3 separate regions of the Homo sapiens genome follow, and all the other regions are linked to region 2. The links are chromatin loops, found by intact Hi-C in ENCODE. Cell type or tissue: endothelial cell of umbilical vein. All regions are shown on one strand.

What was found. Peaks named below come from ENCODE experiments on the same cell type or tissue, not always from the same donor. Only the 100,000 strongest peaks of a DNase experiment are listed, where the experiment ranks them.
Region 1: it touches region 2 in a loop (4-fold over the local background); 5 of 110 quality-filtered maps call a loop at or near these places.
Region 3: it touches region 2 in a loop (3-fold over the local background); 27 of 110 quality-filtered maps call a loop at or near these places.

What each region holds. Positions count from the first base shown.
Region 1 is chr3:134,360,226-134,368,225 of GRCh38, reverse strand. It overlaps AMOTL2 (angiomotin like 2), which reads left to right. Exons shown (of 10, transcript NM_016201.4): 3 at 423-729; 4 at 1,799-1,943; 5 at 2,317-2,409; 6 at 6,419-6,714; 7 at 7,813-8,000. MIR6827 (microRNA 6827) reads left to right here and starts at 364; the gene lies at 364-422. RefSeq lists a silencer at 6,585-6,879. In endothelial cell of umbilical vein, no CTCF peak of the experiment used is centred here; DNase peaks (open chromatin) are centred at 3,065 and 3,895; H3K27ac peaks cover 4,898 bases.
Region 2 is chr3:133,941,322-133,949,321 of GRCh38, reverse strand. SLCO2A1 (solute carrier organic anion transporter family member 2A1) reads left to right here. Exons shown (of 14, transcript NM_005630.3): 7 at 351-429; 8 at 622-786; 9 at 1,877-2,066; 10 at 4,062-4,227; 11 at 6,554-6,717. Among named protein-coding and RNA genes, the nearest start is that of C3orf36, 16 kb to the right of the region's middle. RefSeq lists enhancers at 1-201, 6,157-6,745 and a silencer at 3,943-4,237. In endothelial cell of umbilical vein, no CTCF peak of the experiment used is centred here; DNase peaks (open chromatin) are centred at 4,121, 4,841, 5,581 and 7,671; H3K27ac peaks cover 3,672 bases.
Region 3 is chr3:134,024,460-134,032,459 of GRCh38, reverse strand. SLCO2A1 (solute carrier organic anion transporter family member 2A1) reads left to right here and starts at 2,535. Exons shown (of 14, transcript NM_005630.3): 1 at 2,535-2,753. The coding sequence starts at 2,658. RefSeq lists an enhancer at 2,040-2,540. In endothelial cell of umbilical vein, no CTCF peak of the experiment used is centred here; no DNase peak of the experiment used is centred here; H3K4me3 peaks cover 2,024 bases; H3K27me3 peaks cover 491 bases.

The sequences.
Region 1 (8,000 bases), 420 kb before region 2:
GACATGGCCTCCAGCCCCAAAAATAACCTTCCATTGATTAGAAGTGTCAGGGTGCATTTTTTAAGATGATGTATTTAAGCATTAGTTGCTTAGGAGGCCCAGGATTGCTCAGGCTGATCCCCAAGGCCCCAGCCACTGTGAGGCGGGTATGAAACAAGCATCCTGACATTAATCCCCTCTAGCCCTGCTGTCTGACTCTTGAGAGCCTCAGGCAGAAACATTTGGAAAAGGCCTTCCCTACTGGTCCCTGCCTAACACTAGAGGGTTGAATAATTATCTGCAGTAATTTTAATAATATATTAATTATTGATAATAATTAACCATCTTCCCAGTATGCCTAGGAGTGGGGTGACCCCGGGCTGCTCTGGTGGGAGCCATGAGGGTCTGTGCTGTCTCTGAGCACCGTCTCTTCTGTTCCCCAGGATCCTGCAGGCCCAGGTGCCTCCTGTGTTCCTCCAACAGCAGCAGCAGTACCAGTACCTGCAGCAATCTCAGGAGCACCCCCCTCCCCCACATCCAGCTGCTCTCGGCCATGGCCCCCTGAGCTCCCTCAGTCCACCTGCTGTGGAGGGGCCAGTGAGTGCCCAGGCCTCCTCAGCCACCTCGGGCAGTGCCCACCTGGCCCAGATGGAGGCCGTGCTGAGGGAGAATGCCAGGCTGCAGAGAGACAATGAGCGGCTGCAGAGGGAGCTGGAGAGCTCTGCGGAGAAGGCTGGCCGCATTGAGAAGGTAGGCCCTGCTGGGGCTTCAGAAGGGCAGACCAGAAAGAGACCCCGAGGGGCTACCTGGGGAGTGGGTAGTCCAAGGAGAGGCAGAGGAGCCTGAAAACTGTTTGGCTGGATTTCTCCCTATCCCTCTGTCTTCCACCTCCCTCACTCCTCATGCACCCTCCTGAGCTGACTCCAGACAGCTGGGGAACAGCCGAGAGGCCGGCAGAGCAGGCCTGGAGCATGAACAGTTGCTGGCCAGTGGTGATTAGAAAGAGCCCATTCACCAGCTCCTTGCACACTCGCACCCTTGCCCTGCACACACCCCCTCCCATGGACACCTCCCACAGAGAGCCCTTTGTGTCCCCCACACAACAGCAAGTCTGTTCCAGGCCAGCCCTGGCCAAAAAGAAAACTTCTCCTCTTGGAAAAAAAATGGGCGACTTGTTGGAATCACAGGCCAGCTAAGAGCACGTGCGGAACCTGCCAGCAGCCAAGTGGGAGGAGCAGCCGGGGCCCAGCTGGCCCTCTGGGTGGATGGTGATGCCTGGGACACCAGGCAGAGGCAGCTCTGCCTGGTGCCCGCTTCTTTAGTGAAGGGTTACCAGTTTTCCGCTGAGGCTCAGTTTTAGCAGATGGCCTCAGGCCTCCCTTGACTGTCCTGTGGTGTCCAAGTTAGGTCAAACCACCCCATCATGGCTGGAGTCTTTCGGTGCCCACTTCTGGCCAACTGTACTCAGTTTCTTGGTGGAAGCCAGCCAAGAGTAGAATGTTTCCTTCTGGACACTGGGCACAGGGAAGCTGTGTTTAGTCACCCCGCAGGCAGCTACTTCCAAAGTACCTGGCCCTGGGTTCACTCAGCATCTGGTCCTTGGGGCAGCCGATGGGACCGTTGCTTGCTGGTCCCAGCAGTCTATTCTACTTCCGGAGGCTACAAGCTTCTGACCATCCCACCATAGTCACCTGGAGGTTTTGCTCCTGTTTGGTGGCCTCTCATCTGTCACCTTTTCTGATGGAGAGTAGTGGGTCAGCCTCGAATCACTCCCTGGGAGCTCTCGCCTTCATTCAGCTCTGCTGTCTGACTCTTGCAGCTGGAAAGCGAAATCCAGCGGCTCTCTGAGGCCCATGAGAGCCTGACCAGAGCCTCCTCCAAGCGTGAGGCCCTGGAGAAGACCATGCGGAACAAGATGGACAGTGAAATGAGGAGGCTGCAAGACTTCAACCGGGATCTTAGAGGTGAGAGCCAGTCACACAGGTGGAGGTTGGAGAACCTCTGCAGAGGACTTACTTCTTTTGTTCTAGAGAAAAATTGGGAATCTCTATTCTCTGTCAAAAGTGCAGATGAACTCAGAGAGCCAGGCTGAGACCCCTTTGGAGCTGCCCTGATAGAGAGATGCTTGTCTCTATGTACTGGGCCTAGGATCCCCTCAGGGATGATGGCTCTTGACAGAGGAGGCTCCCACCCATGGGGCCCTGAGCTGAGCTGGGGTTTCCTTATGAACCCATCCCCAATATGGAGGATACAGCCCCATCCTGATAGGACGTCAGGAAAAATCCCAAGCTGGCAGCTTCACCTGACACTAAAACATCTTTCCTTCCCTTGAAACAGAGAGATTGGAATCTGCAAATCGCCGCCTGGCAAGCAAGACACAGGAGGCCCAGGCCGGCAGTCAGGACATGGTGGCCAAGCTGCTTGCTCAGAGTGAGTAGGGGCCCCACTAAGAAGCCTGGCCTGTGTGCAGGCAATGGGACTGCTGCACACCCTCTGGACTAGGAAGATTGGCCTTCCCCCTTGCAAAGTAGTACTTTGGGAGCAGGTTTACTGCCCACTGTATGCCCAACACTAGACTGGATCTGGGGATAGTGGGGATAAGTGGCTTCCAAAGAAGAATAGGATCTAGTTCTGTATCTTTTAAGAAGATCAGCTGACACAAGAGGGAAAGCCAGGGAGCAGTGATTTGCTGAGCTTCGGTGCTGACCACCAGTGCAGTGCATTGGGCAGTGCGGGAGGCAAGGTAGCCCTGAAGACAGATGAGGTGAAGGAGAAGGACAGGTCTGAGAGCTTCCCAGGGAGTTCCTGGCAACAGAAAGGTCGGGAGTGTGCAATGGGAATGTGAGAGGTAGGGGGGCATGGTGGAGCTGAGCCATAGCAAGCCAAGTGGAGGCATCTGAGGCAGCCAAAAATGGGATCCTAGACCTTAACCAACAGATGCATTCTAAACGGGGCGGTCTAAGCATCCTTGAAGAATGGGCAAGTTCATTGACTAGTCCATTTATTCATTCATTAGCAGATGTGTTTTAAGCAACTGGCAGATGTTCAAGAGAGAATGGGAGCAGGCCCAGGAAGGTACCATGGCAGGGAGGTCAGGAAGGAAGTGGTGAGCTTAAGAAAGGAGCAGGTTCCCACAGATGCAAAAGAACAACGGGGGTGGCCCTAGAAACCGGTGATTAGGAGCCCCGGTGGCCTGAGAGAGGGGCTCTGTGGGGATGGCAGGGGTGGAGAGCCAGCCAGAGGTGAAGGAGCTATTGGGCAGTTCAAGAGGTACATGGGGTGGGTGGCAAAGGGAGCCCTGAGCTCAGCAGCAGGAGGCTCTAGCAATCAGAAGAGACTAAGAACAGTTATTTATTGAGCTCCTACTAGGAGCTTTAGTGCTGTTCAAGGTGTTTGCAGAGAAGTGGAATGGGAGTGGTTGGTAGCTGGGTAAACATGGCTTTGAGTCTTCACAGGAACCCTACTGTGAATGGCACAAAGGGTAGTGTGGGGTGCAGAAATGGAGGAGCAGCTTGAGGACTTAGCTCTGGCTGGCAGCACCCCTATCTTCCTTCAAAGAGGGTTCAAAGACTAGGGCAGGGAATGGGGGAACACAGCACTGAAGGAATTGACAGGGTGGGGCAGGAGGTAGGCTGGTCTCTTCTGGCTGGGTGGGGTGAGATGGCAGCGGCTTAAGGTCTCTGGGAAGGAGTCAAAGGGAAGGAGGGAGAAAGGGGAGGGGGCAGCCCTGGGGTTTCCCTGAGGAGTCTGGGGAGGAGAAGCTGCAAGGGCACGGCAGATTAGGGTGCCTGTGGAGGAAGGCGGACTTCTGGAGCCTGACTCTGCCAAAGAAAGGAAGCCATGGGGCGGGTTTCTGGGAGCTTGCTAGTGGGTGAGAAGAGGGGGGCCGGCCGGGAGGCGTTTCCGCTCCCCGGGGAGCGAGTGAGCGCCGAGCTGTTCTTGGCTCCTCGCTGGAGCCATTAATCTTGCAGCCGCGGGTGACCTGGATGCCTGGCATTCCAGAGCCGCGAGCTGTTCCGCTCCCGGCCCGCCCCCCGCCGCTCCCTCCCGTGCGCGCTGCCTGGCGCCCTTCGCCCGGCTTTGGGAGGAGGGAGGGTGAGCACAAAGGGAGCCTGGAACGTGGAGGTGGGGGCTCGCTCGCTGCCCAAGGCGCATCCCGGGTCCCGTCGGCGCCTCGCCTGCCTTCCTGCCCTCCTCCGCTGGCCTTCGGGCGTCCTCTTCCCACCCGCACCCAGACCACTTATTTCTTACTAAGGAGCTCTCCTTCCCGAGATCCCGCAGGCCCAAGGTTTTATCAGGGTCCTGTTGGTAGGGGATGGCCAGAGCTCAAAGCCTCCCAGCCCCCACCAGGGCCTTAGAGGTTGGACAAGGCTGCAGGAAGCTTCTGGAAGCAGAGGGCTGGGTCCTCCGGCCCCTTCCTCCCCCAGGGCTGAGGAAACCCAAGCAGCTCTTCCTTGCTCCCTAGTAGCTATTGCAAAGGGAGGTGTCTGATTGACCTCCCTTTTATCTGGGGTCAGTCAACACTAGGAAAGTGTGGCCATTATCACCAATGCCATCTGCTTTTCCTCCTAGGCAAGCCACGCAGCCCCCCAGCACTGCCCTTCTGGCCCTTCTAGGCCAGCAGTGCCCCCTGGGGATCTGGCCTTGAGGCCTGAGGCTGGCCTGTTAGCTCCACCCCCTTGGGAATATTTCTTCTCTCCCTGCGCCCCAGATTCTCCAGCTATAAGATGAGACAGAGTCCTTCCCCACAGAGTCATGCTAAGGCTGAAATGAGATGCAGGCCCTGGGCAAACTGAACGCACAGGTGGACTAGGGGAGGGTCCTCCCTGCCTGAGTCCCAACCTGGCTGCCCCTCCTCAATGGATGTTAACACCCCACTCAATGGATGTTAAGCCAGCGAAGTATGAACACATCCGTTTCAATATTATTGGACTTCCTCGTATTTTCCTCCATGCCACAGAATGATACCATCCTGGGCTCAGCCTTCAAACATCCAAAATGAATCAAGAGCTAACCTGAGTTGCCTCTGTGTCCTCCCTGCCCTGCCCCAGGGACCTGAGTAAATGAATCCTCCCTTCCACATGCCAAGGTCTCAAGCCTTCACCCTTCTGTTCCAGAACTTGCACTGTCCTATATGATAGGTACTTAGCTGCATGTGGCCCAAAGATTGAAATTAATGAAAATAAATTAAATTTAAAATTCAGTTCTCCCATCTTACTAGCCACATTTCCAGTCCTCAGTGGCACGTGTGTCTAGTAGCCACTGCATTGGAGGGTGCCGTATAGAACAATTCCACTCTGGCAGAAAATTCCACTGAATCAGAATGCTGTTCTAGAGACAGTGCCTTTAGGTTCATTAGCGGGAGCCCATAGCCCTGCCCCCCACCTGCTCTCCAGCAAGGTAGGCAGCTGACCTGCTCCTCAGGGGGCAGCCTGGGACTCTCAAGGGGCAGGTGCCTGGGAGGTGGATTTAAGGCTAGAACATCAGATGGAGGGCTCTGTGGTCTGGCTTGGGCTTCTCCTGGCCCTATGGAGAGGGCCTCTGAGCAGTTTCTTTGGGCAATTAACAAAATGATTTAAAAGTCAGGATAGCTTGACCCTTACACACTAATCTTTGGGCCATAGTCATTTTCACTGTACTGCAGACTTTGCATTTCCTTCTGAGCCTGGTTGCTTACATCTCAGTGTTCTTTTCAGACCATGGAAGGAAATGTAGCCCTCAACGGACCTCTCGGCCTGGGTCTGCAGAAGGAGCCCCAGAGCTCTGGGTGGCCTATAAGTACAAACGCCTCACCATGTAGCCAGAGGCAGCCTGGGCCTTTGTAGTGTGGCCAACTGGGGTTTCCATTTGGCAGCACCATTCACCTCCTATGTTTCTCCCCTATAAGTTGGGGATCCCAAATCCTCCCTGGAGGGGCTGGAGGATTCGTGGAATAAGATGTGTAAGGGCCTGGTGTGCCGACAGCCGATGGTGGTTCTGTTCCCCCTTCTTTCATTCTCCCACTGGAAGGAGGACCATGTCACAGCCTACCTGAGTCTCTATTTTCTCATCTGTACATGGGCATCACAGTTCCTACCTCAACAGTCTCGAGCCGTCACAAGGTTCAAGGGATATTGTGGATGTGTTTTAGACATGGTGCCCCTGGCACAAGTGGATGGTGTTTGGGGCTGTCCCATGGCAGTATGTCCCAGTAGAAAGGCAGGGTAGCCCAGTTGTTACTGCAAGGGTCCTGGAATTGGGCTCTGTCATTTACTCCTGACTTAACATGAGCCTTGGTTTCTTCTTCCATGAAACAGGGTTAATAGTGGTACCTTATTCCTGTTATTTTTGAGAGAATGAGAAGCAACTGTGCTCATCCAGTGGTCAGCACTGAGCCCAGGAGGCAATGGGGCCAGCCAACGTGGTCACTGTCACTGATCAAGCCTCTTTCTCCCTACAGGCTACGAACAGCAGCAGGAGCAAGAGAAGCTGGAGCGAGAGATGGCACTGCTGCGCGGCGCCATCGAGGACCAGCGGCGGCGTGCCGAGCTGCTGGAGCAGGCTCTGGGCAATGCGCAGGGCCGGGCAGCTCGAGCCGAAGAGGAGCTGCGCAAGAAGCAGGCCTATGTGGAGAAAGTGGAGCGGCTGCAGCAGGCGCTCGGGCAGCTGCAGGCAGCCTGTGAGAAGCGGGAGCAGCTGGAGCTGCGTCTGCGGACTCGCCTGGAGCAGGAACTCAAGGCCCTGCGTGCACAGCAGGTGAGCTGAGAAAGTCTCCAGGCTAGGGCAGCATCTGAGGATGTTGGCTTCCCTTCCTCCTCGGGGACTGTAGGTTTGGAGGCCAGGGCTGAGGCCCCGGGAGCCCCTGCTTAGATCTAGGCTGCAGGCCCGTTGGAAGGCGGCGAGGATGATTGCTCTCTGCTCCACCTTTGCTGCGTGCTCCCTTCCACTCGTTGTCTTAGTAGAGGCCCTGCCACCTGGCCCATGTCCAGCCTCGGGGGACTCCTGTCCTCGGCAGCAGCAGGGCTAGTTGTCCTTGACCTCTAGAGAAAGTAAGTCAGGAACCTGGATATAGAAGGCCTGCGAGCTTTTTTTTTTTTGAGATGGAATCTCATTCTGTCGCCCAGGCTGGAGTGCAGTGGCGCGAACGCTCACTGCAACTTCCACCTCCCAGGTTCAAGCCATTCTCTTGCCTCAGCCTCCCGAGTAGCTGAGACTACAGGCGTGCGCCACCACGCCCAGCTAATTTTTGTATTTTTAGTAGAGATGAGGTTTCACCATATTGGCCAGGCTGGTCTTGAACCCCTGACCTCACGTGGTCCGCCGACCTTGGCCTCCCAAAGTGCTGGGATTACAGGCATGAGCCACTGCGTCTGGCCACCAGCCAGCTTTTATATGCCTCCCCAAGATTGGGAGGAAAGATGGTTGTCCAGATCCACTGTGCTTAGCCTCACTTCGGACTTCTGTGTAAACAACTCTTGGTGTTTACAAACCAAATAGAGTTATTTCTCCACTCCCAAACCTACCCTTGCCACAGAGGTAGTGTGACTGAACCCCCTGGTTTGCCCAGTTCTGTTCTAATGTACACCAGTTTTCCCAGTATAATTATTGATAGCACCCCCTTTGCCAGTTTGGAGGATTATCTGTCTGGTCTCTATGCCCTTGCCCTAGGATTCAGGGCAGGGGTATGGGGACCTGTGCTGTATCCCCATTTCGGTAGAGGAAGGATGGGGAAATGTATGCTGTGTATGGCTGAACACGTACATGTACAAGTGACAGTCGTGTGGAGGCGAAGACCAGTGGCTGCCACACCCCAACCTGCACCCTTGACCACGGTCTCTACTCCTTGCTCTGCAGAGACAGGCAGGTGCCCCAGGTGGTAGCAGTGGCAGTGGTGGGTCTCCAGAGCTCAGCGCCCTGCGACTGTCAGAACAACTGCGAGAGAAGGAGGAGCAGATCCTGGCGCTGGAGGCCGACATGACCAAGTGGGAGCAGAAGTATTTGGAGGAACGTGCCATGAGGCAGTTTGCCATGGATGCGGCTGC
Region 2 (8,000 bases):
GGTAGGGGAGAAGCGTAGCCATGACAGATGGGGGTGAGGGGTGGGGTCCAGGAAGACACCTTTGGCAACAGTCATAGGAAAGTTAGATATGAAATGATATGCCCACAGGTATCGTGGGAGGCATTGGCATAGATGTGTTCTGATTGTCGGCCAAAACACCAGGCTCACGGAAATGCAGGTGCTGTTTGCTTCAGGAGAGCATTCTCTGGATGCCCTCCCATGCACACACGCCTGGAGGGGGCTCACCTCCACCCAGCCCTGAGCTTCTGAGGCCAGAGACTCAAGGGCTCAGGGAAGGGTGGCTACAGTGAGCCTGGGCCGTGAACACTCACCCCTTTTATTGCCTTCAGAGGGCTCCTGCCACAGCAGATGAAGCAAGGAAGTTGGAGGAGGCCAAGTCAAGAGGCTCCCTGGTGGATTTCATTAAACGTAACTGACCCTACAGCCCTGGGTGGGCTGGCACAGTGCGGGGGAGGGGATAGTGGCCAGGGGGACCCCAGCCCCTGTGGTGTTGTGTGCGGTAAGGGACAGTAGGAGCAGAGGGCCTGTAACTGGCCCATCCCCTAGGTGTGCCTGCAGCCCAGGGGTTCTGCCAGAGCCTTGACAGCGGTCTGTTCACAGGGTTTCCATGCATCTTTCTGAGGCTCCTGATGAACTCACTCTTCGTCCTGGTGGTCCTGGCCCAGTGCACCTTCTCCTCCGTCATTGCTGGCCTCTCCACCTTCCTCAACAAGTTCCTGGAGAAGCAGTATGGCACCTCAGCAGCCTATGCCAACTTCCTCATTGGTGAGCCCAGAGGGTGCTGCAGGATCCGCAGGGCTTGCCTGGGCCAGGAGGCAGGCACTCCAGCCACCCATCCAGGGATGGGCGCAGGCCAGACCGGACATAGGCAGGGTCCGGAGGAGGACTGCCCAGGAGAAAGAATTTTAAGGACAGTTTTCCTGGTTGGCAATCTAGAAAGTTCTTGGCAGATTTCTGACTCCTGTCCTTCCAGTCAGGAGTGGGTGGAGGCTGGGGGCTGCCTTCCTCCCTGTAAAGGGGCTGGAAGTCTGACAGCTTCCCAAAGGCCCTGACATCATCAGGAACAACACAGGAAAGAGGGAAGGTTGAATTTGAGGTTAGACAAAATGCCTCCGGGATTTTCTCTTCTTCCCTAGGGACCTGAGTATATTTGCTTTGGTTAGACAATATATGGTCCAGAGATTCTCAACCCAGGCTGCACCAGAGGCTCCTCTGGAGAGCTTTACAAAACACAGATGCCCAGCCCTATCCCAGGTTAACGAAACCAGAATCTCTGGAGGTGGCACCCAGCAGTAGTATTTTTTCAACTGTGTTGAGAACTACAGATGTGGTCCCACCAAGTACCCTAGGAAATCACTGGGCCCAACCCAACCCACAGGTGAGTTTAACCATATGGAGTTGGCAAGGTGATCAGTGCATGAGATTGGAGGGTGACTCCCGTGCACCCCCTGGCTGGTCCTTGGCTGTGGCTTTACCCCTCTGGCCTTCCATCTCTGACTGGTACATAGGGGTCATCACTCTTGTGTTGCTAACCCCATGCGGTCCCATGCAAAGAGGCCCCAAGGAATGAAATGTGCTTAATAAATGCATATTCAACCCACATCTCTTAAGCTGCAAGAACCCCACTTCTGTATTTTTTGTGTAGGCAAGGCAATCCTGTCTCAAGATATTTCTCTAGATGTGCCTGGCAAGCAGTAAATGCTCAATTAATGTCAGCTACTTCGATTACAATTTAACATACCAAATGTTCCTTCCTGAAGCCATGCTTCCTTCTCAGTGATCCAGCTCAGTGTTTGTAGCCCACATGCAGTCCCAGGCCTGTGCACCTGGATCACCTCCTTCTTTCCACTTATAGGTGCTGTGAACCTCCCTGCTGCAGCCTTGGGGATGCTGTTTGGAGGAATCCTCATGAAGCGCTTTGTTTTCTCTCTACAAGCCATTCCCCGCATAGCTACCACCATCATCACCATCTCCATGATCCTTTGTGTTCCTTTGTTCTTCATGGGATGCTCCACCCCAACTGTGGCCGAAGTCTACCCCCCTAGGTAATGGGAATAAGGGGTAGAGAGATCCCCTTTAATAAGGCCAGGGCTTAGATCTGGCTGTTATACATCTTCCTTCCTGCTTCCTTAACTCTATTCTTTGCTGTACACTTTTTTTTTTTTTTGAGACAGAGTCTCGCTCCGTCACCCAGGCTGTAGTGCAGTGGCGTGATCTTGGCTCACTGCAAACTCCACCTCCCAGGTTCAAGTGATTCTCCCAGGTTCAAGCAATTCTCATGCCTCAGCCTCTCGAGTAGCTGGGATTACAGGTGTGTACCACCACACCCGGCTAATTTTTGTATTTTTAGTTGAGGCGGGGTTTCACCATTTTGGCCAGGCTGGTCATAAACTCCTGACCTCAAGTGATCTGCCTGCCACAGCCTCCCAAAATGCTGAAATTACAGGTGTGAGCCACCCCGCCCGGCCCACTTTTGATCTGATCTCTCACGTGGCAACTTAGAAAATCAGGTCTTGAATGGTCTGCTCCATTATAAGAAGAGATCAAAGGCTCTTACTGGGCCACCAGCAATCAGGGTTAGAGTTCTGTTTTCTTAAGAAGCACCAAAAACTAATTTGTTTGATTTCAGGATGAATTTGTAGGGCTGTGAGCCACAGGAACCAGGAAATAAGCTATGTTTAGCATCAGCTCTGTGCTGGCTAGAATTTCAGTTTCATTGAGCTGCTGAAGAGAGATGAAAGGAGACTTGAAAAGATCTGGAGAAGAATAATGAGAGTGATGGCAGACTTGAAAAATTAGGGCAGGTGAGGAGAAGGTCAGGTAAAGTCTGCCTGTTGGTTTGCAGACAGCAATATGGGTCACAGTGTTAACTTTGGCTTTATGTTCAGGAAGAGCTTCAGAGCCCTGTGAGGGGAAGGATGCCAACCAAGGGGCATTTTATTTTATTTTTCCTGGGTGCCACCTGTCAACAAGCTTTTTTTTAAGACTTTGCCTAATGAAGTTGCAACATTTGGAGATGCTGTACCTTTCAGCCCTGGTATTTTCTCTGTTTTTTTTTTTTTTTCTTTGAAATGACCTCCTCTGTCTTTGGTGGGTGAAGGAGAGAAGGGGTTTGGGGGAAGGGAGGGTTGCTCGGGGTAGGGAGCTCACCCCTAGTCTGTACGGCACTTCTGCAGGCTGACTGTGGATTGAGGAAAGCCGAGAAGCCTTTGGGCCTTTTGGCAGCGTCCACTGGGAGTTTAGCACATGGCTTTGTCCTCAGACAGGCCTGGACTGTATACCAGTGTTCCTTACTAGTTGGGGGAAGTTGCTTACCTTATCTAAGCTTTGGTTTTCTAATCCACAACAGGCAAATAATTCACTGTAGACTCGTTGTGATGATTGTGCATGTAAAGCCCCCGGGCACAGTGCCTGGCACGAGATGAACTCTCATTCGTATAATTATACTAGTGAAATATCTGGACAGTGGTTTGTCAGCCCCTTTCCCAACCCTCCCCGAAGAAGGTCATGAATATCAGATACCGGGGAACAGTGGGAACAGTGAGATCAACCAGTGAAATCCCTCTGGTTGAAGCTCAAGGGGATGGAGTAACTCTGGGCAAGGTCTACATTAAGCCAGGAGACAGACAGCAAACTAAATCCTGGATTGCCTCAGCGGTCCCAGCCACTGTTTTTCGGCTGAAGAAGAGGGAAGGCGAATATTGTCTGTGACCTGCCCATTGCAGCTGCCCTTTCTGGGTGGTTGGTTGTCTTGACGCCTACTGTGGCAAGGGATTCACCAGCCAGGCCTTCCCAGAGCATAATTAGTGGATTTGGGCTCCCAGTGGCAGAAGAAATGGAGAGATGCCGTGACCACTAAACAGTGGCAAATTCACTGTTGGCTCCACCAGGCATAATTCAGATCCCAGGGTGGCACTGGCCCAAAAGAAATAAAGATGCACAGACACACTCACCAGGCCAGGAACTCACACTGGGCTGGAGTGTAGGGTTTTTCTTTGGTCTTGCTTTGTTTGATTCCCCGTTTCCTCTTTTGCTGGCAGCACATCAAGTTCTATACATCCGCAGTCTCCTGCCTGCCGCAGGGACTGCTCGTGCCCAGATTCTATCTTCCACCCGGTCTGTGGAGACAATGGAATCGAGTACCTCTCCCCTTGCCATGCCGGCTGCAGCAACATCAACATGAGCTCTGCAACCTCCAAGCAACTGGTAAGGGCAGCCAGGGTCCAGAGGCAAGAGGAGCCCCACAGGATCTCGGAGCTCAGCGCATGCCCTCAAAGACTGTTTCTCGGCTCCAGGATAGGCAGGGCTCCACACACACACTCATTACCAGCATCCTGGCCTCCTCTGAGCCACATCCAACCTCTCTCTACCTCCCTACCCTGGGGTCATGACCAGATGCTGACAGCCCACAGTCAATTAAAGACTGGCCGATGTCCAACAAATTCACATTCTTGAGGCCTAACTGCTCAGAGCAGAAACCAGTCAAAGCACTCCTTCAGCTGAGGCCTTTGAGCCCCATCCTGAGAGATCCTCATGGGCATCTCTGGGTCCTGCAGGCTGGCCGTGGCCCAGATAAATCGAGGGCATTAGGCTTCTGTGACATGGACCTGGAAGGGTAGAGCCAGAAGCAGTAGCTGAGGGCACTTGGTTCAACCCCTCAGCTCCCAGGTGTGGCCACATGGCTGGCCTGAAATCATGCAGCTATTTCGGGCTGACCTGGCACTTGAACCCAGGGCTCTGCCTCAGTCTGGGGCACTTCTATTCAAAGCCATGTATCTTCTGGCCACCAGCTTTCCACTTGGGCAACCTCCATTCACTAGACTCACTTGGCAAAGTACAGTCCTTTTTTCTGTGGCTCCACACCTCCTAGGATCAGCCAGCAGCAAACTGACTTGAGTCATTTGTTTAGTTATTCAATAAACAGAACACTGGGCACAGCCGTGAGTGCTGAGGATGTGATGGTGAACCCATCAGACAAGGTCCCTGTTCTCATGGAGGGTGCATTCTATCAAATCAACACACAGGATAATTCTAGAAAGTAACCCATGCCATGGAAGGACTTAATAGGATGGAGAGTTCCCAGGGGCCTCCGGGAGAGGGTGACATTAGAAGTGAACAACCAGAAGAACAGAATTCTATGCACACCAGGAGCAATGCATTCCAGATAAAGGGAGCAGCAAGTACAAGTCCCAAGGGCATGAATGTACTGGGCATGCTGTAGGAAAGAAGAGAAAAGGCCGGGCTTGGTGCTGTAGGAGGAGTGTCACACCCAGCTGGCCAGGGAGCAGGCAGGAGCCAGAGCCAGGCAGGCCAGGCTTAGGAACTGCTGAGCAATGAGAAGACTGTGCAGTTAGTGTAAGCTAGGAACATGCCTTATTCCCTTAAGCCCATATGGAGGGGATGGGCAAGCCTAGTGCCTACTTACCAACCTCCTCTGAAAGGACAGGGCAAGGCTGCTGCCACTGCCACCTCTGCGGGCGAAGGAGCGTGGCTCCCAGGCAGAGGAAGGACAAGGAACTTGGACAAGATGCTCTTTAAGTTGCCTTCCAGTTGTGGTGGCTTCTGTGGTTTTCTTATCTTTGTTAACTTACCTCTGAGTCACCTACTTCCAGAAATAATCTTGGCAAGTTTCCCGTAACAGCATACATACCTCAAGACAAAAACCCATTAGCAAAATATCAAGAAAAAAAATCAGTAAATTATAAAGAAAAAAAATCTCTAAAAAATCCAGACTGAGGAAAGTAACAGCAATATTTTATATAACTAACTTTGGAGTTTCCTAGGGGCCAAGTGAAGAGGGTGCATAGTTACCACTGTCGGCAGAAGGAAACATACTAGTCCCTTAGTTCCAATATTAGTCTTGTAACTGCTTGGACACTGAAATTGTCACAGGCTGGGCCATCTGACAAGGGCAGCGAAGGAAGGTGAAGACCACCAGACAAGGGCAGTGGCCACCAAAGTGAGTTGGACAACAGTATTGAGCCATATGGACTTGCAGACTTGAGACAGGGGCCTCCTTCTCTGGAGTCCCTTCTAGGCAGGAGTTCCTTTCAGGCAGGGAACTCCAGCAAAGGCCTGACAGAATCAGAACCCAGGGAATTCCACTGTGTTCCCACTGCCCTCCTACTGTTTATGCCTCCCTCTGCAATAAACACACAAACAGCAAAAACAACAATCTGCAAAACCACCACTGCTGGGCACAAGCCCTCCTGGGCCCCTGGCTCCAAGCTGGGGGTTGGGGGCCTAACCTGGCAGTGTTCCTGGGCATCCAGAGGCAGATATGACTTCTGGAGGAGCCCAGCCCAGCCCAGAAGATGGTTTCTGTTGCCCAAACAGTGACAGAGGTGGGACCCCTGGGGCAGCTTGAAACCCTCACCTGGCCCCAGGCTCACCCAGCTTCCCTGGGAACCAGACCCAGAGGACACAAGGGTTGAAACCTCAGTCTCCAACAAGAGCTGGTGCAGACGTCTGAAGTGTGTGAAAGTGAAATAATAACAAATTTCCCCCTTTTTCCCTCCCCTTCCTCTTGAAGATCTATTTGAACTGCAGCTGTGTGACCGGGGGATCCGCTTCAGCAAAGACAGGATCGTGCCCTGTCCCCTGTGCCCACTTCCTGCTCCCGGCCATCTTCCTCATCTCCTTCGTGTCCCTGATAGCCTGCATCTCCCACAACCCCCTCTACATGATGGTTCTGCGGTGAGTGGCAAACCTCTGTGAGTCTGGGGCGTGGCTTCTCCTTCCCCACATCTCCCTTTGACTTTGCGCCTAGTTGCCTGTTTCTCATCTCTCCCCCCTTTTGTGGCCCTCAGAGTCCTTTAAATGACAATGTGCAAGGTTCTTTTGCTGAGGGGAAATAATACTAATGGCAACAGTGCTGGGAGCCCTGCCCAGGGAGGCTCTGTGCTGAGCTCCTCATTGCAGGGCCTCATTCAGTCCCACAGCGTCCATGTGACACAGGCCCTGTTGGCGCCTCCACTCTGCACATTGGAGGTTAAATCACAAGCCTAGGCTGGGCGCGGTGGCTCGTGCCTGTGACCCCAGCACTTTGGGAGGCCAAGGAGGGCAGATCACCTGAGGTCAGGAGTTCAAGACCAGCCTGGCCAACATGGCAAAACTCCGTCTCTTCTAAAAATACAAAAATTAGCTGGGCGTGGTGGCCAGTGCCTGTAATCCCAGCTTCTTGGGAGGCTGAGGCAGAAGAATCACTTGAACCCAGGAGGCGGAGGTTGCAGTGAGCCAAGATTGTGCCACTGCACTCCAGCCTGGGTGACAGAGTGAGACTCCGTCTCAAAAATAATAATAATTAAAAAAAAAATCACTAGCCTAGTATGGCAGAGCCAGTGAATGGCTGAGCCATGTGTTGAAGCCAGGCTGCCTGGCTCCACACCATGGAAATGCCTGTAGGTTTGCTTATTTTTAAATCCTAAAAGAAATGAGAAGAGCAAAGAGAATTTAGTTGGATGCATAAAACCAAGGCAGGAAAACGTGGAAAGTTTCAGAGTCAGAGTGAGGGCTATGGAAAAGGATGAAAATGAGAAAATCCTGGTATGATTGGCTCCAGGACCAAGTTCCCAGGTCAGGAAGGGAGCCGCTGGCCAGAGCTGGAGGGGAGGAGCGGGGTGTCCCGTTACAGCTGGCAGCTGGCAATGAATGCTTCTGAGGTTTTCACTGGGAATGACCCGCTCTTCACCTCACTGGCTGCAAGGAGAAAACAACATTTGTACCAAATTCACCTAACCCACCCCCACTGCCCTCCCTCCTGTCCTCACTCACCTCGCAAGCAGAGAGGGCAAAAACACAGGATTTGGACTCCCGGTGCCAGGATTAAAGTCCCTGCTCTGCCACATACTGGCTGTGTTAGGGTGTTGCCTAACCTCATTGAGCCTCAGTCTCCTTATTCATGAAATGATGATGATGATATCGAACTCAAAGGGTTGGTGTCAGGATTATATGGTAAATTGCTTTGTAAATATAAGGTG
Region 3 (8,000 bases), 83 kb before region 2:
CTCCTCAAGTGCTGGGATTAGAGGCATGAGCCACCGTGCCCAGCCTATTTTTTGTATTTTTTCAGTGCTAGGAAATATTTACTGAAATTTAAGGATGGAAAGTCTGGGAGACCGACTCTAGGAGTGCTCTTGAAAGGAAATGGGTTACTCCATGTGTAGGTGTTGAAAATGTAAAACACAATATTATTTCTCCCTTTTTCCCTAATAAAACCCCAATTTTGTTCAGAGGACAGCAATAGTGTTAATTACACTTCTTAGCATCCTTTGCAGGGGGTAGCTATGTGACCCAGGTTTGGCCAAGAAGACTTAAGTAAAAGCAACTGTGCACGCAAGGGAGAGATTTGCTCCCTTGATGTAAGCATGGCCCCTTCCTGTTTCCTGTCTTCCACATCTTTCCTGGAATTAGGAGAGGAGGCTGGAGATGGAGCAGCCATCTTGTGACAATGAGCCAGCCACAGGGATGGGAACCACAGGCTAAGGAATCTTGAAGGGCCTAGGTCATGACCCCTGGACTACCTACTAGCAGACTTCTAATTATTGAGAGACAAATAAATCTCATTTAAGTCATTTTGGTTGGCTCTCCATTACATTTAGCTGAACTCCACCCAGTAAAGGTCAATGAAGGAAGATAAGCATCTGTGAGCATTTCTGAATAGGCTTTTCCTTTGGAGATGATGCTGGCGCTGACGGGAGGCAGAGGGCCAGGTTAATGGAACAGGACTAGGTGAGGGCTGGAGAGGCTGATCCTCCCAGGGGTTCTACCAGAGGATCACAGTGAGGCCTCAGGGTTTGAGAAAGAAGCTCCAGGCATGGTAGCCCTAAGGTGTCTGTGACCTTGGCCTGGGGGTTTTCTGGTCCCTGTTTGGTTCAACTTGCAAAATGGGGCTGTTGGACTAGACAACTTATCAGAAGGCATAGTGCTTCAAGTCTGGGCTTAGGAGTCAGACAAGGCTGAATTCAGGGTCCAGCTCCACCACTTGCTAGCTGTGTGGCTTTCAGACAGCTTTCTTAGCCGACTGCTCTAGCATCCTTGTTTGTGGAGTCCAGACTCCATCAGTACCTATACCTGTAGGGCTAACGTTGGGGCTTCATGAAATCATGCATGTGGGTGCTCAGCAGAGGGCCTGGTATGCCCAGCACACACCAAGTGCTCCATGCTGGTACCTGTCCTTGTGTGCCATGTTCTCCCAGTGGACAGATGGGACCTGGAATTCATGCCTCCTCTGGGGCTGGGGCTGGGGCTGCTACAGTGCTGTGGAAAGCCTGTCAGGATGTACCTCGCTCTGTGGCTGAGTGAAGAGGCCAGAGGCTGCCCACTGTTCAACATCTTTGGAATGCTGCCGTGTCCAGGGAACTTGGGTCGCAGGTGGATAGAAGCCCCCAAGCCCAGGCCAGGCCAGACCAGGCCCAGAAAGGTATCAGGTCTTGGGTAGAATAAGAAGCCTATGTGGTCTATCTATCCTGTGGCCTTTGTCTTAGCCAAAGCCTCCTGGATATTGACGGCATCTTTTCCTGGGTTTGGGGTGGGCTTGGAGAGGTTCCCTCTGCACGGGACTACAGAAGTGAGGGAGCTGGAAAAATGCCTCCAGAGCTGGATTCCTCACTGCAGCTGCTTTTGGAAGAACCTTCTTATCCTTCCCTTGAGAAGCCTCACTGTCTCTTCTCGGCGCTTGGAATCCTGTTAGTAGAAAATCTTGGGGAAAAAATAAACCCACTATTCATTCCAGCACTGAGAAGGAGGTCAGTGGGGTGCGTCCTGTTTGTCCACACCCCCCCCACCCCCTCTACCCCTCCCCCCAGCACCCCAGGCCAGACCCAGCCATGCTGACACTTGACAGCCCCTGCAGTTTACCTTGGCTCAGGTCCAGAGACTTCGGGCCCAGCCCCCACCTTTTCACCTTGTTACCCAGCCCCCTCTCCAGCGCAAAGAGCAGTTTAAATATAAATCAGTCCTCAACACAAACAGAGCTGCAGCGAGTCTCAGAGCCATCACCGGAACTGAGGGCCCAGGTTTTCTGCGAGTGCAAACAAGCAGAGACTGGCTCCGTAAATCTCCCCAAGAACGTCGGGAGGGGTGCTGGGGCTCCCCTCCACCCCCGGCTCACGTTGGCCCCTCCAGCGCCCGCCTCGGGCACCCTCATATCCCAGCCTTCCTGCCCCCCAGCCCTGCCAACCTCTTTCTCCATCCCCTCCACTCACCCACCTTCGCTTCGCCCACCCTCTCTTCGCCAGTCCCCAGGAACCTCCACCCCCTTGCAACCTCCTGCCCCCGCACAGCCCTCACCTCCCCTCCCCGGGCCCGCCACCTCCTTCCCTCCCTCTCCGCCTCCCGGCAGGCGGGATCTTCTCGGGGCAGTCAAGCCTCGCGGGTCGCTGCGGCGTCACACCTGTCTGAGGGGGCGGCGGCGGCGGCGGCGGCGGGGCGGGGGCTCGTAGCGCCTTTGACACCCGAGGAAAAGAGGGAGGAGGGAGAGCGCGTTTCATCATCGGCGGCGGCCACTTATAAAAACTTCTAGGCGCGCACTCGCTGGCTCAGTCTCCGCTCCGCGAATCTCCTCCGGCCACTGCCGCCGCGGTCGCCTCTCACCCGCCCGGCCGCTCCAGCCCGAGGCGCCCCGACCCCGCGCCACTCCGCGCCCGGCCAGCCGCCCGCAGCCATGGGGCTCCTGCCCAAGCTCGGCGCGTCCCAGGGCAGCGACACCTCTACTAGCCGAGCCGGCCGCTGTGCCCGCTCGGTCTTCGGCAACATTAAGGTGAGCGGAGTCCGCGGGGTCTTCCGGGCCGGAGCCGCGCCTGGCGCACCTTCGGCTGGGCACCCGCTTCTGTCTGCCGGAGCCAGGAGGCTCCGGGAGCCCCGGGCTCCCTCCTGTGCCGCGCTCCGATCTCATCCCCGGGCGACGCGTGCTGGGCGTGTGTGTGCGAGTGTGTGTGTGAGCGTGTGTGTGTGTGAGCGTGTGTGTGTGCGTGCGAGTGTGTGTGTGTGTGTTCACACGCCTTCATCGGACTAAGTAATGGGACAGTGGAAGTACCTGCTTACCGCTTACTCGGACAACTCCAGGCAGAGTTATAAGCGAGAGAATTGTCCTCGATGATTGAAAAAGATCATCTCGAGGAACGCTTTTTCGGCCTCCAGCGGGCGGTTACTTCGTCAATGGGATGGGCTTGGAGGTGCCAGGGGGACCCCCCGCGCTTTGGGGGACAGACTGTGTCTCGTCCGAGCCCCCTCGTCCTGGGGTGGGTGGCCTAAGGGATGTTCTCCTTCCCCAGGCTTTCTTCTCCCGCCAACGGGGGCGGGGGGCTCTGCTACCTGGCTGTGCCGCTCGCAGTTATGTTTAGAATTCCCTCTCAGCGGGCGGCTTCCCCAGGCTGGCAACCAACCCGCGTGCTCAGATTGGCTTCCCTGGTCTGGAAATGGCCCCAGGAAGGTCACAGCTCTCACGGTTCAGTAAGGTCTAAGCAGGTCCACTCACCAGGCAAGTTATGGGGAGCGGGTGAGAAGATAGGGTGTTGGCAGCTGTTAGGATGAGAGCACCTTTCCCATGGGGTCGGAAATGCTTTCCACTCCCTCACAGGTCCAGGAGGACCTGGAATGGTTCAATCCGCACTCGGGCTCTTTTGCCCGTTCTGCCTAGGCAGAAGTAACAATGGAAGATACCTCCTGAGAGGCCAAAGCTGCTGCGGTGAGGATGTGGGAGACTGCAGAGACTGCATCAAGGCCCCTTCTGGTCAGGGTGGGATCATGGTGTAGAGAGGTTGTTTCCCACAAACATACAGTCAGATGGGACTGAGTAAAGCCTCCGGTGGTGCAATTAAGGGGAAGCCAGATTACACAAAGGGATGATGGGGGTGTCCGTGGACTGGTTATATGTGTCCAACAGAAAGGGATCTGGAGGTCAGAGTGGATCTCACCTGCATACTTACTCAGCTGGGATCTCCACTCCTGCTTCTGCTCTTTCCGCACCGCAATAAATACAGGCTGAATTGATTTTGTAGTTGTATATGGATAAGCAACAGAAATTTTGAGATAGCTTAAAATAATCTCCAAATCTCCTCATTTTTGGCCAGACCTGGATGGAAATGTTGTGCGCAGTTTTGGTTCCACCATTTTGGAGAAATTTCATCAGGAATTTTGGAACCTTTGGTATTTATAAATTAGGAATTGAGATGAAAGGGTAGGGACTAGGATTAGATGGTGTAAAGAAAGGGGCCTCTGCAGGAACCAGGGTGGGGCAACCTCACTTCATTTTCACCAAGAAGGGCAGGAGGGACGGGTGTCCAGAACAGATTCCTGACAGTGAGGGTACAGCTGAATGAGACTGATCCGTTTAGACCCACCCTGGTTCCCTAAAATAAATGTTTATGGCAGCAATTTATTTGGAGATCTATATAAATAAGATGATTTCTCATGTGTTGATGATTTAACCACACGTACCTGAGGGCTGGGCTCAGGCCAATTGGCCTCCTAAAGGAGTTAAGTACTCATACTGGCTAAGAGTTTTTCTTGACTCTAAAAATGAGATTCTGTTAGTCATCACCTCCTTTGATCCATACTAATTGCAAGACCAGAGTTTGGAGGACTTCCATTTAACTCCACTTATCAGCCTGAAACCAGGTACGAGGTTGGATAGCTTAAGGTAAATCTTGAATCTCAAATTCCATCAGTTAAAGTCACTTGCACCTTTCCCTCCTGGGGCAATAACTGGGAGCTCTGCTATTTGAAGGGATATTTCCTCCCAATGAGAGTGCTTGTAATAGCCCTGCCACTTTGCAGTGGGGGATGGGTTGCACATATCTTGGGACATGTATGACATGGTGGTGTAGCAGGACGAGCCACAGACAAAACTCCTCAGACACTGAGTTAAAGAAGGAAGGGGTTTATTCAGCCGGGGGCATCAGCAAGACTGCTGTCTCAAGAGCTGAGCTCCCCGAGTGAGCAATTCCTGTCCTTTTTAAGGGCTCACAACTCTAAGGGGGTGCACCTGAGAGGGTCGTGATCGATTGAGCAAACAGTGGGTACGTGACTGGGGGCTGCATGCACCAGTAATTAGATCGGAACAAAACAGAATAGGGATTTTCACAGTGCTTTTCTGTACAATGTCTGTAATCTATAGATAACATAACCGATTAGGTCAGGGGTCGATCTTTAACTACCAGCGCTAGGGTGCGGCTCCGGGCTGTCTGCTTGTGGATTTCATTTCTGCCTTTTAGTTTTTACTTTTTCTTTCTTTGGAGGCAGAAATTGGGCATAAGACAATATGAGGGGTGGTCTCCTCCCTTATTCCCCTCCTTTGAGATTCTCACTCAATAGTGGGAGTTCTCACTTTCATTTTTACTACCTGTGTCTTCTTGCAAGACAGATCGATAGTGATTCATATAGTACACTTGTGCTGAACCTTTTTGGTGAACTAAGGTAGCGATGAAGCTTTTTATCATTTGAAGAAGTATAGGTAGCAAACAAGGGAGCAGTAAGCAGGTTCCTATTACTATTATAACTCTTATTATTAGAGTTTTAAATTCTCTTAGCGCTGGGAACCATTTTCTAAACATGGCCCCAGGATCAAATCCATGCCACACTTGCACAGGCACATGTGCCAGTTTTGTCATATCTCTTAACTGTGTCTTCAACTACTTGCCCTTGATTATCTATATGTAGGCAGCAATTAGAAAGGTTAAATTTCCTACAGACCTCTCCTTCAGCTGCTAGCAAGTAGTCAAGAGCTAATCTATTTTGATAGGTAGCATTTCTCATCTGAGTTTCTTGCTGGGCCAGAATAGTCAAGGCTCTGCCGGTTTTATTAGTGATTATTTTTAAGACAGCTTGTAACCGTATGATTCAGTTGATCACGTAAATGGGGGTCTGGTATCCTCACAAGCCGTCTTGTGCCTAGCAGGCCTATAATATTGTATGATTTTCTCAGGGGGCCATTTATCATTTTTTCAATTTCCTATAGCTATGCTTCTCTTTTCGCGGGAAGCATAGACAGGGAAGCCCAGGAGTTCGCCTGTTTTTATGGGCAGTAGGAAAAAGATGGTTTAATAGTGCCAATAACAAAACTACCTGCCTACTGGTCAGGTAATTTGGCGTAAGCTCTATGCCTACGTATCTAGTATAATCCAGTGGGGGCTGTCTAGTCCCGGTGGGACTCCGGGTGGGTCCACACGGTTTGCAACTTTGGGAATTTACTAAATGGATTTCTCTCTGTGTGATTAGAACTCCACCAAATGACTGTTTTTGTGATACCATTATAAGTTTCTGTCCTAGACAAAGAAGTCGTCCTATGGGGTGAGTAAATTCTTTTCCTTCTCTAGCTATGCAATATTGTCCAATAATTGAGGCTTTTAGGACCTAGAAATTATCAGGGTGATTCTTCTGAGCTGGGAATTCATCAGGAACTGGGTCTGTAGGTACTAATTCTCGGGCTTCCCATGGTCATTGATCTCTTATTACAGTTCCTCCACATACATAACATGAAGTGACATTGAGAGAACATGCTCAGCTAATTGCAAAAACAAATTTCTTGTTTTTCCTGGAATTTCTGGTACTGGCACATTTAGTTCATCATAGAAAGTTTGAAACACTGGCTTAGGAGAGCGTTTGTAAACTTCTCTTCAAACCAAGATATTTACTCGAGGATCCAGTCCAGCCCCATTGATTCCTAAGGTCACACGCTCCTCTTTTTTCCAGCGAGGATCAAGGGGATTGGTTATTACTAGCTCTAAGGGGTTACATTGTCCCTTAGTACAGGAAGGGCCATTTTTTCCTTTCTGAAGGTGGACTGGATCTTTTTCATTTTTTTTTTATCGAAGTGGCCTAAATGACACAAGACCAGTATTTACATTTCTTTCCACACAGTCTTAATTTATGACAGATGTACTTATTTTCTGCTATATAGCCTCTTTTCTAATTAAGAGAACCACAGCTTATTCCTAACTTATTACTATTAATGACAGCACAGGCATCAAATTTTAAGATGACTCGTTTGGGCACCCCTTTTTCTTCTGTTTTGGCTAGCACTTTACTCATATCATTTGTGAGCCCTCACCAGTCCTCAGTCCTCAATCTAATTTTAAAAACTGTGGTCATGGGAGGCTCAGATGGGTCATAACACACATCAGGTTGGTCATTTCCTGGGCTACATACCTTGTATAGAATTATATTATACAACAAGTTCTTTTTAGAGTTCCAGTACGCTTATAATAACCATAAAATAATAGGACCGTAGCAACCTTTTGTCCTACCTCAGTGACTTGATGTATACACTGGGAATAGTCCTCAGTCTGAGGAAGGTCAGTTGAAGTCCTTATTGTAAAAATGCAAATTTTAAGGAAAATGAGTCCCGCAATGAGTTTTCTCATGCTTCGGCCGTGCATGGACCAGTCAGCTTCCGGGTGTGACTAGAGCAGGGCTTGTCGTCTTCTTCAGAGTCACTTTGCAGGGGTTGGCAAAGCTGCTCCCGTCCACATACTGCTCACAGTCTACTGATGTTTAAGGATGGTCTCGGAGGTTGGGCCTGTTAGAATAAACTGAGTCCAACACCTCTACACAGTTATGTTCAACTGGGCTCTCTGATACTGGGAGCAAGGTGGTGGGGTTTAGGGTGTTGCAAACTTCAATGGTTATGTGGGGATTTTCACATAGCAAGCTTTGGTACTTGGTTAATCTAGCATTTGTTAACTAATGATGTCCTTTGGTAGTCATTAAAGTTACCACAGCATGGGGAGCGTTTATATTCAGGTTTTGCCTAAGGGTTAGTTTATCTGCTTCTTGTGCTAACAGGACAAGAAGGCCCTTGTTGCTGCTAGGGCCCTTAAACCTGGGGGCCAGGCTTTGGAAACCCCGTCTAGTTGTTTTGAGAGACAGGCCACTGGCCTTGGCCAGAGCCCCACAGTCTGGGTTAAAACTCCAACTGCCATTTTTTCTCTTTCTGACACATAGAGTGTAAAGAGTTTTGCCAGGTCATGTAGCCTCAGGTCTGGGGCCAACATGAGTTTTTCTTTTA